Linked DNA regions of Mus musculus: region 2 is linked to region 1. A link is a contact called in ENCODE Hi-C data. All regions are on one chromosome and are shown on one strand. The core of a region is the stretch at or near the end of the contact, and the rest is flanking DNA. Distances in the headings are between cores, read along the strand shown. Region 1 holds the start of Cfap97d2 (CFAP97 domain containing 2). Region 2 overlaps Cfap97d2 (CFAP97 domain containing 2).

Region 1 (6,810 bases), core at 2,829-5,328:
GCCGTTAAGAGCATTTCTGGCCAGGCATGAGGAAGCACACCTTTAATCCCAGCCCTGGGGAGGCAGAAGTAGGTGGAACTCTGAGTTTAAGGCCAGCAGGATTTACGTATCAAGTTCCAGGCTAGCCTGAGCTATACAGTGAGATCTTGTCTCAAAAATAAAAACAAGCATCTGTAACCCCTGTTCCAGGGGATCCTGTGTCTTCTTCTGGCCTCCACGGGCACTGCGGCCAGGCATACGTGCACACAAATATTCATACGCATAAAAAAGAAAATAAAAAGAAACTCGGCATTAGAGATTTATCTGGTTGCCTTGGTTGGAGCTGTGCCAATTAGTCAATAAGTAAACTCATACGAAATGATTGGTGAAGGGCCAGAGAGGAGAACGTTGTTCCACTCTTTACTGGAACCCATTTTGGGTCTCGCCTCTCATTTAAAGGGACTCAAAGGGGGCAGCTCCAGGAGAAGGAAGAGGAGAGACATGGAGTAAGGCTTGGCTTGGCGCAGCCCTGGGCATTTTAAGACGAGGCTCTCTGAGAAACCAGATGCTGGACTACATCAGAAGAGTTCTCATGAGCCTCAGAGACACGGCTTCCTCCTGGCTTCTGGGAAAGGTGTGACAGAGTCACTGTGTAGTGACTGTTCCCTCTAGGACATAGAGAGATTACAGTGACAGCTCCCATCAGAGACAGAGCCATCTAGTGACAATGCCCTCCTGAGACACAAAGCCATCCCGTGACTACTGCCACATGAGAGAACACTGCCCCTGGGTCCCTGTGGAAATCCTCCCGTCACTGGGATGTCTCTGACCCAGAACCACAGCAGAAACTTCCCATCTTGGATACCACCCTCCTAGAGGCTGAATGACCCTCTGGTTCATCAGAAATACTCAGTTTTCCTGAGTTTCAATTTCCTTCTCTGTTGGAACAGAAGGTTTATTCCATCTTTGGCTGTGTTTTCCCCTTACTCTGGAAGGGAAGGATACAATGCCAGAAATACTTAGGAACTACTTCCTTGTGTTTACAGTGGAAAAAAGGTTTATTTATTTTACAATTACATCCACACTCAAATGGCAGCCAGGGACCATGGTGTTAGGAGGCTGGGGCCTTGCGTCCTCCCTGGGCTGCTGAAGAGCTTTCTAAAAGGATTCTGTGACTTAACCCTTGTCTCAGAAACACACACATCCTGTTTAGCCTGCGGCCCCCTGCGGAGCCTCCCCTGCCAGGCCAGGCCATTGAGACAGAATCAAGCCCGCCTGGGTGTCAATATGGACTCTCTACCCAGCACCTTCCTGCCTTGGGCTTTCAGAGTAAAGGCTGTAGCTGTATCCTTGCTTCTCCAGAAACTGGGTGCTCTGCTAAGATACCATGTCCATCCAGGAGACACTCTCCCCTGCAAATGAGGGGAGGGCGGGGGTTTTAAAATACCAGAAATGCTGTTGTTGTTCAGTTCTGAAAAGATTTCCATATTCTATAGCCAGATAATAAAAGAAATTGTGGCCAAGGAGACTTTGCAAGCAGCATGGATGCAGAGTGCAGCATGGAGCCATGGCCTCCCCAAACCATGACCTGTGAGCCCTTGGCAAAAGATCCCCAGTAGTGAGGCATGCACTGCTTTTCAGCTAAAGCAAATAAATGTGGTTCAGATCCATGTGGCTTGGTCTGGATGATGCAGGATGTCCCTCTCAGACACCTTCCTCGACCTTTAGTGTTCTAGACACAGTCCAGTGCCTTCTCTGCCTGTGCTCTTCTCTGTTGCTGTTCTGGTTCTGGGATTGCCAGTGCCAGGAGAGCTGACGTGACACACAGAGGCATCTCTGGCCATGACCAGAAACTGGGAACCAGGATGGCAGACCAGATGTTGAAGGAAGTCTGCTCTGGGAGAACGTGTCCTGTGGAAGGGTATAACGACACTTGTATGTCCAAGTCATTCTTAAAAATTAGTCATACAAATGCAGTAAAACAGACCTTAAGACAACTGCCAGGCATAGTGATGCACATCTTTAATCCCAGCACTTGGAAGGCAGAGGCAGGTGGAACTCTTACGAGGTCCAGGCCAGCCATGCCCAGTGAGACTAGATCTCAAACAACAAGGACCACAACCACTTCCTTCCCACCTGTAGCAAGTGAAGGCTTCCACGATGACCTCTAGGCTGGTTTGGGGTGTAGCTGAGGCTGGGTGGTTTTATGCCTGCTCTGTATATGTCCGCCCTTCCCAGAAGGCCCGGTGTGGGTTTCCTGTCACATTGCACTCTAGGTTCCCCTGGCAGCAAAAAAATCATCCAAATCTCATGTGTGTGCCATCTGCCGCTCCTGTAGGTCAGATACCTTAAGAATGAGCTCCGAGGTGGCTAGAGCATGTCCAGCACTTTTTTTTTTTGAGGGATTGTGTGTTAAGGTCCAAGAGCTTCGGGGAGCAGGACCCTCGTGTTCAAGGGGCCCAGGCTTTCCAGAGACCCAGCAAATATTTATTTTACAATTACATGCACATTTAAATAGCAGCCAGGGACCATGGTGGTAGGAGATCACAGATTCTAAGAGATCCTCCTGCCAAAGAAGGCCGCAGAAGTTTCCCTGTCTTTTCCTAGCCTGAACTTTTCACAACAAGGACCTGTGGGTGTGTGGCTAGCTGTCCACAGCATCTCAGGAGGCTGGCATGCCTTGGCTTCATTCACATCTTATCCTGAGTCTGACTCAAGCACAGCTGATGTGTTGACAGCCCCTAAATCATGTGCTCTGTGCCCGTCCTAGCCTTCATTTAACCACAGTTGAGCAGGGAGTGGTAGCTACCAATTCTGTACTCCAAGTTCTGAATACCAAACGTTACAAAGGCCGGAATTCTGAAATAAAAACAATATTGTTATTCTTTTTGACAGTCTTTTGGGTTGCTAGAGAAAGTTTATCCAAGACAGATTTAAAAAAAATAATAACTTGTATCATGAAAACGAACCTTAAAAATGAATAGCTTAAAAATGACCAAGACACAAAGACCAAAGTGTGGATACTTCGCCTCTTCTTAGAATTGGAAACAATCACCCATGGAAGGAGTTACAGAGACAAAGTTTGGAGCTGAGACAAAAGGATGGACCATCTAGAGACTGCCATATCCAGGGATCCATCCCATAATTAGCCTCCAAACGATGACACCATTGCATACACTAGCAAGCGTTTGTTGCAAGGACTGTGATATAGCTGTCTCTTGTGAGACTAGGTCGGGGCCTAGCAAACACAGAAGTGGATGCTCACAGTCAACTATTGGATGGATCACAGGGCCCCCAATGGAGGAGCTAGAGAAAGTATCCAAGGAGCTAAAGAGATCTGCAACCCTGTAGGTGCAACAATATGAACCAGTACCCCGGAGCTCTTGACTCTAGCTGCATATGTATCAAAAGATGGCCTAGTCGGCCATCACTGGAAAGAGAAGCCCATTGGACAGGCAAACTTTATACGCCCCAGTACAGGGGAATGCCAGGGCCAAAAAAATGGGAATGGGTGGGTAGGGGAGTTGGGGGGGGGAAAGGGGGGGACTTTTGGGATAGCATTGGAAATGTAATTGAGGAAAATACGTAATAAAAAAAAATGACCAAGACTTTGTATAACTGAGCCTCAAGTCAACCGAAGAAGAAGAAAAAGAAAAGAAAATCTTCCACCTGAACTGGAGTTATTGTTATTTTGTTATAAGATTTTTATTACATTTGTAACATTGTTATAAATGATTCGGAAAGAAAGACGGGACCAAAAGTGTTTCTCTTCCTGAAGAAATACAAAGATTAAGAAAGTAAAGAAAGGAAGAGAGTGGCAGGTGGCAGATGACTGTGAAAGAGATGCTGGTTCATTCTAGTCTGTTCTGGCAAAGGAGATGGTCTTTGGCCTCCTTTTTTCTTGTTTTCTTCTGGAGCTGGGAGCTGAGTTGCTCTTCTCCCGACAGCAGCAGTGAGCTAATCAAGACTCAAGACAACCACTGGGGTGGAAGGAGAGTCTAGCTGTCTCTTAGTGCTCTCTCATCTTTTGTTCAAAAGCCTCCAGACTGAACTGGGCTCTCCCCAAGGCCTGGGTGCCATGGCAACCGTCACATGACCCCACAAACAGCTCTGCTGCTGGGGCTGTACTGCTGCTGCCTGCTCCTCTCTGAAGGGACGCTGGAGTTTGTGATCTGAGATGCATAGAGTCCCCCGGCTGACCACCCCGTGGGCTAATAGGGACCTGCAGAGAGCCTGGGAGAAAACCTACCAGGACCACAGGAAAAAGGTAGGAAGACTCCTGGAGCCTCATGCTGGGGTTTGGGGTGCCAGGCAAAGCCCAGGGAAGTCCGGCGTGGATTCAAAAGGTCAGAATGGCAGAGTGTCTTTTTAACTAAAGAAATAGTTTATTTCACGTGTACGAATGTTTTGCTTTCACGTATGTCTGTGTACCGCATGCATACCTAGTGCCCGTGAAGGCCAGAAGGCAGTATATCCCTTGGAATTGAAGTCGAAGACAGTTGTGCGTGCTGGGAATCAAACCCAGATTCTCTGGAAGAACAGTCGGTGCTCGTGACGTTGCTAAGGGTCTCTCCAGCCCCGGGAGGACGGTTCTTAAGAGGACTTATCATTACATCACCAGTGAACAAGATTCCCACCAACTTAGAGTCAAGACCATCCCATTCACAAACACAGGGTGCATTCCTAAGGTACTCAACTTCCCCCAAGTTACTTGAAGCCATCCTATGATAAAAGGACCTGATGTCCACTCCTGGTCCACATTACACGCACCAGAAGGAACCAAAACCTGCCTGCACCTGGAGAGGGGAGAGGCAAGTGCCCACTTCGTCTCCCTGGATAAAGAATGTCACGATGGAGTTCAGCCCAGCTGCCCAGCGTTCTCACTAGGCTAACCACATTTCCTTAGCTGTGCTGGGAACACTGGCAGGAGGACGTTCTTAGATCTGGAAACTTCAGCACTAGGTTGATCCCCTCCACTAATTTTCAACGATTACCCCCAGGTACCAAATCGATAATCAACCCTGTTTCCTTCTGAAGTCTCAGGTGACACCCTAAGAAGTCAGCTCTTTCTGGGCTCACTTGATGCTCCAGCCTCACCCCTCCCTTGCTTGCCTCTCCCCACCTCACCGGCCCCTTGAAGCCCCCACGTAGCACTCCTCCACAGCTCTGTAGAGGTCCTCAGCTTACTTCCTTATGTCTCGTTCCAAGGCCACCTCTGGAGAGAACTTCCTCTGATCCCACTGTAAGAAGCACACCAAGGCCTTCTGCTCTCTTGGCCTTACCACCGTGGTGGTTGCCCAGGTTCATCACGGGGCACCTGTTTCACCTGCTCTGGCCATGCTAGTTGCTGTGGTATTAGGGACCTGAGTAACTATTTAAGCTCTTACTACTCGTTAGGAGGCCAGAGGAAGCAAACCATTGTCTCTCCCAGTGATCTTCCAGCCTAGTCCTGTAGGAACCTTGCTCTTGTTTATCCCAGGGACTGGCCCAAACCCCATGAGATAAGCAGTCACCCTGTGCTTATGTGAGTGTCCAGACTCTGCCCCTAAGACACTGCAACACAAAGATGGTTTAAATGGTCACTGTGGAAGAAGAAAACTGATTGGGCAAATGAGACTCATGGAGGTGAACAGTAGGCTGGAACCCTGAGATGTCTACAAGTATTGGTTTATGGCACAAATACATAAGTCTTTGAAATGTCCCAGAAGCTTATGATTCATTTTTTAAAAGATTTATTTATGTATTTATTTATTTATTTATTTATTTAATGTATATGAGTGCCCTGTCTTCATGCTCGCAAGAAGAGGGCATCAGATTCCATTACAGATGGTTGTGAGCCACCATGTGGTTCCTGGGAATTGAACTCAGGGCCTCTGGAAGTGTAGCCAGTGCTCTTAACCACTGAGCCATCTCTCCAGCCTGTTTGGGGGTTTTTTAGAGAACCTGATATGGCTGTGACCAGCAACAGAGCAAGAACACTGGGGATCCACAGCCTGTCACAAAGGTGACAGTCTATCTGAGAAGGAAAGACAAGAGTCACACAAAGGTGGGAAGGGAAATCACACAAGGTCAAGGAGCCCGTCTTGGACACAACTGATCAAACAGCTAAAACGGGGTGTCGGGAGGAAGCTCACAGTGACTGAGGGCATAGCATAGAAGCCATGCCAGCTGAGAGTGTGGAGAGGTCTGAATGTCAGACAGTGGAGGCTAGGGGCTAGTGTGAAGTACACATAGGCACAAGACAAGGGAAGGGGACTGTTATAGCTAAGGTTTCTATTGATGTGATAAAACATTATGGCCAAAGCAACTGGGGCAAGAAAGGGTTTATTTGGCTTACACTTCCACATCACAGTCCATCATCAAAGGAAGTCAGGGCAGGAACTTAAGCAGAGACTGTGGGAAGCCGTTGCAGAGTGGCAGTTGCAGAGTGGCAGTTGGCTACTGCTGGCCACCACACATACATAGGCAGTGAAGGTTCTTTTGCCAAGACAAGTTAACCAATCAGATGTGAGACACGCCTCTCCTAGGCCTATGTAAGCAGCACCAGTTCTGGGCTCAGGGTCTTTTCGCCTCTACAATCAAGCTCTCCCAATAAACATGTGCAGAAGGATCCTGTTGCAGCGTCGTTCTTCCTGGCCAGTCGAGCGCGCGCAAGAAGAGACCATGGAGGAGCACTGCTGACTGGCTTGCTCTCCATAGCTTGTTCTCCATGGCTTGCTCTTCATGGCTTGCTCAGGCTGCTTTCTTATACAACTCAAGACCACTGCCCAAGGGTGGAACCACCCACAGTAGACTGGGCCTTCCCACATCAATCGTTAATAAAAAACGGTC
Region 2 (6,810 bases), core at 2,611-5,110, 35 kb after region 1:
TGCAATGCAGGCTTTTCTGCAGACATCCTAGACTCTTTAACCCCTGAGAGAAGTTTCCAGATTCATAATAAGCTAAATCACAGGCAAGCCATCGGATTCAGGGAAGGAACAGAGGTGCCATGAATGAGGCTGCTGATTTGGGGAATCATGTCTGTTTCAAGGACACAGAAAACTAGTTGATTTAGATAGTATTAATACAGCCAGATATCTTATTAAGAAAAAGGCAACACTTTTGGAGAAACTAAACAACCAACAACAGAAGCTATACAATAAAAAGTTAAATCAGGGGATTTAGTAAATCTATGTATCTTCATTGAGATGTACTTGATACTTGATAAGCAATATCTTACACTTAAGGGATATAGTTTAATGGGTTTGACATGTCCCACACTGAAACCATCTCCTTAGTGACAATGGTGCACACAGCCTTTGCTTCCTATTCCTCTGGTGCTGGGCAGGAATCCTCCTGACAGCCAGGCCCTGGAGGTCACACTGGATGTGGTTGGCTCTGGGACTGCACGCATGTCCTGCAGAGTGACATTGGTTTGTTTTATTGCTGTCTGTTTGTTTTTCAAAGAAAGGGTTTCTACATAGCCCTGGCTTTCCTGGAACTTATTATGTAGACCAGGCTAACCTTGAACTCACAGAGATCTCCCTGCTTCTGTCTCCCGAGTGCTAGGATTAAAAGTGTGCACAACCACACCTGTCTAGATTGGCATTGTTAAGGACAGCATTGTGTCAGCCTTGGGCTGCTGAGTGACACCCTCTCCTAGATGTCAAACTATTCATTTCACCTATCAGTGAGCATTCTGGTTTGTTTTTGGTCACTACTAATAAGGTTACAATGACTGTTTATGTTTTAAAACAACAACAATTTATACTCATGTCTGCAGAGACTAACAACTCAGTAGAAAATAGAGAAAGCAAACAAGTCACCCAGAGAGGGCCCCCCTGAAGGAAAAGGTGGGTCTCCTTGAATATGACACCAGTAAAATCTATGACAGATGTTAAATAGAGACAAAACGAATGCCATTTAAGGGCTCTGTACATTGCCACAAGGACACATTCACACGAGGGAACGTGTAGGATATCTATTGCATCAAGAGAGGGAACTGCCGTATTTGAACTGCACTCACCCCAGGCTGCGCCACACAAGACCCACCTTGGAAGCCCTGTTGGAACTGAGGCTGCCTCTTCCCACAGTGGTCTTTCTAAAATATGCCTGGGACTGTGGTCGAGCATTTAGCACTCTCAAGACACCTTAGGCTCTTCAGGCCTCTGGCTGCCATGCTTCTCCCCATGGGCGCTGGGCCTTCCTCCTCTTCTCACTGTCAGCCCTCCTCTCCTTCTGAGGTTCTGTTCAGCATTGCCTCCTGGATGTCATCTCAACTCTCCCTTAGGAGCCTGGCATCTTCACCTCATGAGCTCCGGGCCCACTCCCTGGTAGACAGGGATGGGGAGGAACGTTTGTTGAATGTCTCTCGATGGGAAGCAAACAAGAGCCCAGATATTAGCTAGAGCCTGCCAGGCCTGAGGACACATGGGCTCCCTTTGGGAATGCAGAGTAAGCTCTCTGTCCCATAATCTTGGTCTACGAAAGAATGTGTGTATTCCTTTCTGGAGTCTAAACAGGAAGAGCAGAGAACAGGCATTTATGAAGGTGCAGAAACAAAATCAAGTCTTCCCAGAGAGACTCAGAAGCTCAGAGCCCCGGTACAGAGCACAGAGACGGCGGGAGGACAGGGCTGCCGTGGCCAGCCATCCCTGCAAGCGCAGACACACCTGGAGAAAAGGTACCTGCAGTACTTTCCTGACGCCTGTGCCCTGGACAACTCACCACCTGACCCTGCCTGCCCTCGGGGGTTGGGGATGAGTTGGCACAGAGTCAATGACACAGACCCCAGGAGCAAGTGAGAAACACTGCAGCAAGCTCATCTGAGCACTGCTGCAAGCTCCTTTAGTACCCTCCACCTATGTCCCATTGGTGAGAAAGCATCTCTTCTAAACAGCAGTTCCTGATTGGCTGGCATTCTCTGTGCCAGGAATCCTTGGTCTCTCAGGCAGTCCTCAGTTAGGTTCTCCTGCAGGAGATGCTTTTGTGGCTGCGCCCCCCACCCCCACCCCCTTGGTAAGCCCGCCCATAGAGGTAACCTCACTGCTGCTGTTCCTACTACACTTTCTTGTGAATGTACAGCTATCTAAAGTTCCTGACTCCATCAGAGTCACTTGGTGTGTGCTCCCGGATTCTTGGCTGTCCACTGCCTTAGGTACATTACTCAGTGGGTAAATGTTTCAAATCATGGAAGCCATAGTGAAGCCTGGGGGATTCTCCCTTCTCCCTTCCCAAATTTATTTATACAGAGATAAAAATGAGTTCGGCTGATTGATTATAGGTTCAGGGGAGAGTCTGGTGAAATTGGTGACTCGATCAGATTGTATCCATCAAACCTCAGTATGAAACTGTGTGATGACCTGAAGTAGCTGTTCCACTCAGAATCCAGGACCAAAATTACATAAATAGCCAGGAAGAATTTGCCAGAAAACTTAATACTCTAAACCCTTCCTCTCCACCTAACCCAAATCACTGGCAAATTCCTAATTGAAAGTTAAGAGCAATTCAGTTCTGTTGTCATCATCCTTACAGATGTCTCAATGAATCAATTATTAGGGGTTTTAAATTGTCACTCACTGTCCTTATGCAGGATGCTGTTTTTAGAACCAACCAAGTCTCTTCTAGGGGAAAATACAGATACCAAATTAAGTATGCTAGGACACAGTTCCTGCCCTGATCAAGACCCAGCCCAAAGATTCCCTTCCTCAGACCTCCTCCCAGTGACACCTGGCCTCTTAGTCCCCACTGTCCCCATAAGCACTAAACTTAGCTCTTATACGACTTCCGAGCACATGACCCTCCTGTTACTTGCTTGAACATTTCTTCTAAGTTCCTGCGCCATTGGGACAAGCACATTTGCAGAGATGTATAAGAGAAAGCAATTACTAATTAGCAAAGCACTAGGGAAATTTAATCCACTTTTAACTTCATTGAGAGCCTGAACGTTTTGTTTCAAACCTTGGTTAATTACAGAGCATTAGCATTTGCTGCTGTAGAAAATAAGTCATTGACATTGTGTAAATGAGTTATCAAAGGATGTTTTTAAAGACAGGATTTCACTATGTAGGTCAGGCTGGTCTTGAACCCAAATCCTTCTATCTATCTCCGCCTCCCAATTGCTACAATTACCAGCATGCATACCCTGCCTGGATTCAAAACTAATTTTTTTATTTTTTCCCCCAAGTATATTGGAAGTTTAAAAAAATTTTTTTTAAAAAGTATTGCTACCTTTGCCAAACATTTGTTTATGTCTTATTGTTAACGTTTCTGCTTTGGTTTTATTCAAGGATGCCTTTAAGGGCAAAGATGACTTTTTCTTTTCACCGAGTCCAGAGTTTTTACTGAGTACTGTGTTTTCTCTCCTGATTCTGCTGGCTGTTTGTCTCGTTATCCTCCCGTCCTTTCCACACGGTTGATTTTTTCGAGGCTGTCTTTTTTTTCTTCCAGTGAAAATGTCTAGAAAATACTTGGAAGAAACTCCCCACTCAGCCTCTCATTTTCTCATTGGGATATCTTGCTCTCTCTCCTTTACATAAAGGAAATGGTGAAGCTGCTGAGAGAGGGAGAGGCTAAGACAGAGACATAAGGGACGGCTATTCTGCTTGGAAACCGTGCCCTGCAGCTACCACCCACAGCCCACACTCCATGTGGGATGTTGCCAGCTTGGCTCTTGGACAAGTACGCCCTACAAGGGGTGGGTGGGGGTAGGGGAACTTCTTCAGGGCAACCCCACCTCCTCCAGTGTTCACCTCTGGGCCTACGGGTGATTTGTCAGAGGCTCTGGAGTTTTTTCCTTTTCGTGAAAGACAGGAAACAGCTGTGCTGTGGTGGGGAGGCAGCTTCCTGCTAAGAGCCTTTCAGGCCATCTTAGGCATTTCCAGAACCTTAGCTCTGTGTGTCCACGGGAGAGAGTGAGGGACACAGGCTGCACCAGATAAGGAAGGCCTTCTTCTTAGGTGACTTGGCCTTTTGTTGTTTAGTTTTTGAGACAGGGTCTTACCCTGTAAAGAGGCTAGCTTTGGACTCCCAGAGATCTGCCTGCCTCCGTTTCTCAAGTCCTGGGATGAAAATTGTGTGCCACGATGTCTTATAGGTGCCTCAACCTTTCATAGAAGTAAAATTTTACACACACACCTAAAATTCTGTTATCAGAAAATGGCAGGTGTGAGAAGGGATAGGACTCCACTTTATAGGACTAGAAACCTGGAATGCACCCTGATGGCTGGCTAGCTTCATCTAGAACTTTTGCTGGCCCTGACCATCTCACCGGCATGCCAGAGAAGACAGCCCTCTCCTAGACACCTCGGCAGCTTTTCCCACATTGCTGCTTGCTCCCTACCTCCAATAAAAGAAAATGCTCTGCTACCAGGAGGCTATCTATAAAAGCATCCACTAACACACTGGCCATCCTGGTGCTTCCTGGCATAGGTGAGTGGAAGTGCATAGCCTCTACCATCTCCACACGGACACCAGAAAACAAACAAAACCCAGAAATTATCAAAATGATAAAGCCAAATAAACGAACTCCTCCTGAATGGTGGAGCAGTAGACACACTCTAAGCTCTTCAAGACAGCCCCATGGTCCCCAGAATCAGTAAAGACAGATGGACCTTATCTCCTGCACCCACATGCACCCCTGTGAGGGTTAAGTGAGCAGCATTTGCCAATAGACTATAAAGTTCCCGACCCTGGAAAAAAACAACAAGTTTTAGTTTCTGTCCTTCATCACCATATACTTCTATCATATGGAGCCAAAAATCTGGAGTTCAGGTGATACCTTGAAGCCAATGGTCAGTCTCAACAATAGAACTAAATAGCAGAAATTGTTTGATCATTTGACGACATGTACACCCAAGGAAGATACACAGATGACCAATGAGCACATAAAAAAGACCCATCCAGCATTGCTGGGGAAGTGGGAGTCAGTACTAGTGAGATACTTCACACTTCTTCACACTTCACACTTGACAGTCACTGAGCCGACTGGAACCGCAGATGATGCTTGGAGATGCGTGTGAGGTGTGTGGAGAAACCCGGAGATGCTATGGTGATGCGCTTACTTTGAAAACATTGCTGATTCCTCTAAAAATATTAGACAGCAAGTGCACGCCCGAGTAGAGGAGAGAACCGGGGCCACAAACACACATGAAATGGTACACACACCCATATCTGGATAGCATTTTAACACTAGTGTGCACACTGGTCATGAGCAGACAAAAAAGAGGCGTATCTGCCAATGGAATATTATTCTACCATAAAAACATGAGGTCTTAGATTGCTACCTCATGGATGAAGCTTAGAGGCATCAGTGAAAGAGCCAGATGCAGAAGGTCACGTGTAGGTGATGCCCAGACAGGTGACCCTGGTTCCTGGAAACTAGGACGGAAGACTTGGGGGGAAATAGTTAAGGATTATGGTTTGTGAAGTGTTGGTGATTATAATGTTCTCAAATTATGTTGTAGTTATAGCTATACATCTATTAATATCTCTAAACCACAAAAGCATCCACTTTAAAGGGAGGCTTTTATAATATAGTGTTACTACACGTCAGCCCAAGCACTATAAAATAAAGATATGAGCCAGCATGGTGCCAAACACTGGGAGAGAGAGGGCAGTAGGATCTGGGATTCAAAGTTAAACTCAACTATGTAGGAAGTTCAAGGCCAGCCTGGGCTATGCGAGACCTTGTCTCAAACGAACACAACCTCACACAACAACAACAAAAGATTATGTAGTGTATTCTAAAAATAAAAATTCAAGGGAGGTGCTCCATCCTCCATGCATTCTGGAGAACTGGCCTGCTTTCCTGCTCTTGCCTAAGGAATGTGACTGTTCCTGTCCCACAGGAGCTGAGAGGGACGGCCACAGCCTCATCTGGACGCGCAGCCTGAAGCCAAAGGGGTGAGGGTCAGAACCCATCCACTGAAAGGAGACCAGGGCCCAGATGCTCCGATGAGGCCTTCCTGTGTCTCCTTGGGGTGGGGTGGGGATGGGGGTGGGGGTGTGCAGGTCTTGGGGCTGGTGGCCTCGCATCTGAGGCTGGCTTCATGGCCTCCAGGGACCGTCATGGGCACTGTGATGCAGCACTCCGGAGCTGCTCGGTCACAATCTTCACCAGATGACATAGCACAGCTATTTATTGTGTTTCTTGGACTGATAACCAAAAACAAAATATGCAGAGTAACACTGGACTTTCTTTTCTAGCTGTTAATACTTTTCTGAGTTACCATGAGTTTGGGTGATTGTATGTAATTCTCTTAAAAACAAAAACAAAAACAAAACAAAACAAAGAAAAACAAACCAAAAACCTCTCTGTGACTCTCAGTTTACCAAATATGTAAATCAATCAACTTGAGATCTTTAACCCGGATCCAGAATACAAGACCCAAAAGGTAAGAACCCAGTGAGTCCTGCAGAGCAACTAAGGAGTGTCTGAGAGTCCCTGTCTCTAGGTAAGATCACATTTCAGTTATATAACAATGAGCTGCTGGCCTATCTGCCTCAGATGTAACGAAAAAAGACCTCTTGCACACTTTCATCTGTTCATCCAGCAAAGGCCTATGGGGCTTCTGGCCATGGACGTGAGGAAGAAGCATGTTCTGTGTAAGCCGGGATCAGCCATTTCAGAGGAGAGAAGTCCAATTATCCTGTTATGAGTGTGTGTGTATGTGTGTGCATGTGTGTGTGTTTGTATGTGT

Evidence for each region. Hi-C counts contacts between places; a loop is a spot of excess contacts on that map.
Region 2: a map of T-helper 17 cell shows a loop between it and region 1 (1.8-fold over the local background). The contact joins the enhancer-like site here to the promoter of Cfap97d2 in region 1. A Hi-C loop is called at or near these places in 6 of 37 maps with a recorded cell type or tissue (T-helper 17 cell, T-helper 2 cell, left cerebral cortex and 1 more).

The regions. Positions count from the first base shown.
Region 1 is chr8:13,701,811-13,708,620 of GRCm38, forward strand. It overlaps Cfap97d2 (CFAP97 domain containing 2), which reads left to right and starts at 4,079. Exons shown (of 4, transcript NM_001101519.1): 1 at 4,079-4,246. The coding sequence starts at 4,157. The region is part of intron 1 of Gm46032 (a long non-coding RNA gene); the gene reads right to left.
Region 2 is chr8:13,736,696-13,743,505 of GRCm38, forward strand. It overlaps Cfap97d2 (CFAP97 domain containing 2), which reads left to right. Exons shown (of 4, transcript NM_001101519.1): 4 at 5,959-6,371. The coding sequence ends at 5,965. The region is part of intron 1 of Gm46032 (a long non-coding RNA gene); the gene reads right to left. Among named protein-coding and RNA genes, the nearest start is that of Cdc16, 18 kb to the right of the region's middle. Within about 2 kb of position 3,861, at least 1 of the 3 ENCODE cell types and tissues checked has a DNase peak (open chromatin) inside an H3K27ac peak, as active enhancers do.